Regions from separate parts of the Homo sapiens genome. Here region 1 is linked to region 2. A link is an interaction called in ENCODE POLR2A ChIA-PET data of the cell type or tissue named here. Cell type or tissue: Panc1. All regions are shown on one strand.

Region 1 (2,500 bases), 510 kb after region 2:
TGGCAATCCTGAGAGGTAAATAGTGTCATTCCCATTTGAGAGACAGACAAGCTGAGGCTCCTTGAAGTTAAAATACGTGTGCACAAAAGGCAGTAGAACATGGTGGTTTAGAGCACAGGACAAAGCCGGGCGCGGTGGCTCATGCCTGTAATCCCAGCACTTTGGGAGGCCGAGGTGGGCAGATCACAAGGTCAGGAGATCGAGACCATCCTGGCTAACACGGCGAAACCCCGTCTCTACTAAAAATACAAAATATTAGCTGGGCGTGGTGGCAGGCGCCTGTAGTCCCAGCTACTCGGGAGGCTGAGGCAGGAGAATGGCATGAACTCAGGAGGCGGAGCTTGCAGTGAGCCGAGATGGAGCCACTGCACTCCAGCCTGGGCGACAGAGCACGACTTCATCTCAAAAAAAAAAAAAAAAAAAAAGAGAAAAATAGAGCACAGGACAGATCTTAACCAACCCGGGCCTGTTAGCTCCTTTTCACTGGATGATGTATGAGGGAATTTTACTTTGCTGAGGCCTTACTTCCCCAGTAGTAAATGAGAGAATATCACTGCTTAACTTCATGGGGCTTTGTGAGGGTTTGAAAAAGTGATGTATCAAAAGCTCCTGGCACTGGGCTTGGCAGGTGCAAATGTTGAGCAATGTTAACTGTTAACACTGCCCAAGGCCATCACAGGAGGAATATTTGCAATCTGTCCGTGGCTCTGGCTCCAAAGCCTCAGGGACGCTCACTTTTTCTGCCCACACCCTCACTCACACTCAGTCTCCCTTCTCCGGGGCCTCTCCCTGCGAACCGCTACCTGGACCCCTAGCCTCACGGGGCACTCGCAGTGCCTGTTCTGCCGGGCAGGTACCTGCTCCTGGCCCTGGTGTCCCACCCGTTCCAGGATTGGCAAAGGCCGCCCTGACGTGCCCGGCCCTGTGGTTCTGCGGCCGCGCAGTACAGGCTGAGACAGACCCCGATCTCATGCAACGCCCCCGGCCCCGGCCTGGGCTCACCCAGTGCCACAGGCTACGTCGAGCACCCGCTGGCAGCCGTGCTGGCGCAGCAGCCCAAGCAGCCATGCCTTGTACTCGGCGGTGCGGCTGCGGGTGTCTCCGATATACAGCTGCCACACGCGCGCCGCCTCCCCGTCCGCGTACTGGTCCGGGAGCCCTTCGGCCGCCACCCCCAGGGAGCGGGTCCGGTACACGCTGTCCACCATCCTGCGCCGCGCCTGGCTCCGCAGCCACCCGCTCCGCACTTAAAGCATAAGCACTGCTGGCAGCCGACAGCCCCACCTGGCCAATAGCAGGTGAGCGCGCGGACACGCCCCTGCCGGGCTTTGGGCCGGGCGCCCGAGTCTGTCCAGCTGCAGGGAGGGCGCTGCCTCGCAATCCTGGGCTAGGTCCTTTTAGCCAGCCTGCGGACCCAGCCCTCTGTGCAATCCCACGGCGGGAGAGGACCCTCGGAGCCCTCTGCCCACTTAACCCGGGTCTCGAGGAGAAGGCGAGAGGGGTCAGGAGAGGCGGGAGCAATGAGATTGCCACTCCATCCCCTGAGATCCGCAGAGCTGAGCGCCAGGCGGGCAGGACTGGACCGTTCCCAGCGAAGGAAGGCATCAGCATATCTAAACAAAGATTGTGCCACCGAAGTGTGTAGGTATAGTCAGCCGGTGCAGGGAAGACAGGGGGAGTCTCTGGAGGTAAAGCTGGTCTGTCCACCGAATCCAGGGGCGGAGCCCGGCTGGAATACGGTAACACGGTAACACGGTGAAACCTGGCTAACACGTCTCTACTAAAAATAAAGAAAGATTAGCTGGGACATGGTGACACGCGCCTGTAGTCCTAGCTACTCCGGAGGCTGAGCCAGGAGAATCGCTTGAACCCGGGAAGGCGGAAGTTGCAGTGAGCCGAGTGCACCACTGCACTCCAGCCTGGGCAACAGAGCAAGACTCCGTCTCAAAAAACAAAAAGCAAAAAACAAACAAAACCCTCTGCTTTCACAGGAAGCAGGAGAATAGGGTCTAGAGACAGGGAACATAAGGCCAATTCACACTTCAGTTATAACGGGAAATATCCTCTCCATAGGGCGTATGCCCGCCATTAATAACTTTGTAACTGTAACTTTACTTCATCCTCTTCATTTACATAGGGTGTACCCCAAGTAGAGGGTATTTAAACTCACAAAATGTAACAGGGCCTTTGAGCCCCTATGCTCATGCTCGCTCCCACACTGTGGAGTGTACTTTCATTTTCAATAAAATCCTTCATTCCTTTCTTGCTTTGTTTGTGCATTTTGTCCAATTGTTTGTTCAAGATGCCAAGAACCTGGACATCCTCTACCGTTAACATATTTTGGCGAGCCAGCCAGCAGAAAGAGGTAAGCCCAAAGTTTGGGATTCATTTTTCTCCCTTTCCTTTCTGCTCAATTACAGGGCCGCTCTCGCGCTTCTCTCTCTCTCTCTCTCTCTCTCTCTCTCTCTGCCTCTCTCCTCCTTCCTTTCCAACTTGGGAC
Region 2 (2,500 bases):
ATCACGCCACTGCCCTCCAGCCTGGGTGACAGAGTGAGACTCCGTCTCAAAAAAAAAGAAGAAAGAAAATAGAATGGTCATTGCCAGGGGCTGTAAAAAATTAGGAGTTAATGTTGTGTTCTTATTTTGTTTTTGTTTTTTTTTATTTATTTATTTTAGAGGCAGAGTCTCGCTCTGTTGCCCAGGCTGTAGTGCAGTGGCATGATCATAGCTCACTGCAGCCTCAAACTCCTGGGCTCAAGCGATCCTCTAGACTTAGCTTCCCAAGTAGCTAGGACTCTAGGCACACCTGCCTAATTTTTTAATTTTTTTGGAGGGCATCTATGTTCACCACTGTACCACCAATGCTTTTTAAATTTTTTATAGAAACGGAGTCACACTTTGTTGTCCAGGCTGGTCTTGAACTCCTGGACTCAATAGATCCTCCTGCCTCAGCCTCCCAAAGAGCTGGGATTACAGGCATAAGCCACCACACCTGGCCATCCATACATCTTTATATGATACCAAGTCTTGTTTTCTGGCTTCTGGTGAGATCTCACTTTCCCAACTCTAAAGCAGGAACTCCCTGAGAGCAGAGCTTGTTTCCCTCACCTCAGACTTTGGGCACCCTGAGGCTAGAGTCTGTGCCTTCCCTCTCAGACTGTGAATCGAATCCTGGGAAAGCTCAGAAAGTGCAGAAGTGGTTTACCTCTCTTTTCTGGACTGCACTGGGACCTGTTTGTCCAGCTCTGCTTCACTCTGACCCAGTAGGAGCTGGGCAGTTCTCCAGTCCCTCATCTCTTTGCTGAATCAGGAAGTCCTCCCTCCATCCCAGGTCAACACCTGAAAGTTGGCCTTGAAAGTGTAACTGGGCAGCTTAACTTCAAAATGCATTTTCAAACCTTTCTTTTCCTTTCTCTCAGGTCTCAAGATGTAACCTTGAAGCTTACTGTGTAAACTCTTTTTTCTCCCTTCTCCTTATTCTTAAAATATAGCCTTGAAATGTACTTTCTTTCAGGCCGGGCGCAGTGGCTCATGCCTGTAATCCTAGCGCTTTGGGAGGCCAAGGTGGGTGGATTGCCTGAGTTCAGGAGTTCAAGACCAGCCTGGGCAACACGGTGAAACCCCGTCTCTACTAAAATACAAAAATTAGCTGGGCGTAGCAGTGTGCACCTGTAATCCCAGCTATCTGGGAGGCTGAGACAGGAGAATCTCTTGAACCTGGGAGGCGGAGGTTGCAGTGAGCCGAGATGGCGCCATTGCACCCCAGCCTGGGTGACAGAGCGAGACTCTGTCTCAAAAACAAAAAAGAAAGGAAGGAAGGAAGGAAGGAAGGAAGGAAGGAAGGAAGAGAAAGAAAGAAAGAAAGAAAGAAAGAAAGAAAGAAAGAAAGAAAGAAAGAAAGAAAGAAAGAAAGAAAAGAAAGAAAGAAACTTTCTTTCTTTTTTCTTTTTTTTGTTCTGAAACAGAGTCTTGCCATGTCTCCCAGGCTGGAGTACAGCGGCACGAACTCGGCTCATCACAACCTCCACCTCCCGGGTTCAAGTGACTGTCCTGCCTCAGCCTCCCAAGTAGCTGGGATTACAGGCACATGCCACCAAGCCCAGCTAATTTTTGTATTTTTAGTAGAGATGGGGTTTCACCATGTTGGCCAGGCTGGTCTCAAACTCCTGACCTCAGGTGATCCACCCGCCTTGGCCTCCCAAAGTGCTGGGATTATAGGCGTGAGCCACCACGCCCGGCAACCTTGTTCTTTTTAACTGGACTCTGTAAGTGGTGACTCACTCTGTCGCCCGGTCTGGAATGCAGTGGCGCGATCTTGGCTCACTGCAACCTCTGCCTCCCGGGTTCAAGCGATTCAGCCTCCTGAGTAGCTGGGACTACAGGTGTGCACCACCACACACGGCTGATTTTTGTATTTTTAGTAGAGGTGGGGTTTCACCATGTTGGCCAGGCTGGTCTCAAACTCCTGACCTCAAATGATCTGCCTGCTTCGGTCTCCCAAAGTGCTGGAGTTACAGGCGTTAGCCATGACACCTGGCCCAAAAATTTCAAGTAAATCTCCAGAGATGACTCCTTTAGCAGCTACTGGAAGGGCTGGACCATGACCCATCTGTGATATTGGTGCTTCCCCCACCACCCCATCAGCCCTGGGTAGTTCCAGAGTGGAAGGGGCTCCACAAGTACATGAATGAGTGGTACCGCGGTGCTTCACATGCATGGTTCTAGCTATGAGTGACCCTCTCGTCTTTCCAGGTCTGTGTACATGCATCTGCACACCCTTGTGGTTTCAATGGGTGTGTTCCTTTGCTTGACTTTTTTTTTTTTTTTTTTTTGAGACAGAGTTTCACTCTTGTTGCCCAGGCTGGAGTGCAATGGCATGATCTCGGCTCACTGCAACCTCCGTCTCCCGGGTTCACGCAATTCTCCTGCCTGAGCCTCCCTAGTAGCTGGGATTACAGGCATCCACTACCACATCTGGCTAATTTTTTAGTAGAGACAAGGTTTCACCATGTTGGCC

Evidence for each region. Peaks named below come from ENCODE experiments on the same cell type or tissue, not always from the same donor. Only the 100,000 strongest peaks of a DNase experiment are listed, where the experiment ranks them.
Region 1: POLR2A ChIA-PET joins it to region 2 with 16 read pairs; 3 of 35 experiments call an interaction of 5 or more read pairs at or near these places.

What each region holds. Positions count from the first base shown.
Region 1 is chr6:42,959,476-42,961,975 of GRCh38, reverse strand. The region is part of intron 1 of CNPY3-GNMT (CNPY3-GNMT readthrough); the gene reads right to left. It overlaps GNMT (glycine N-methyltransferase), which reads right to left and starts at 1,222. Exons shown (of 6, transcript NM_018960.6): 1 at 1,003-1,222. The coding sequence starts at 1,208. RefSeq lists enhancers at 774-823, 1,002-1,503. In Panc1, no CTCF peak of the experiment used is centred here; no DNase peak of the experiment used is centred here; H3K4me3 peaks cover 1,621 bases.
Region 2 is chr6:43,469,858-43,472,357 of GRCh38, reverse strand. No RefSeq gene overlaps it. Among named protein-coding and RNA genes, the nearest start is that of TJAP1, 6.5 kb to the left of the region's middle. In Panc1, no CTCF peak of the experiment used is centred here; no DNase peak of the experiment used is centred here.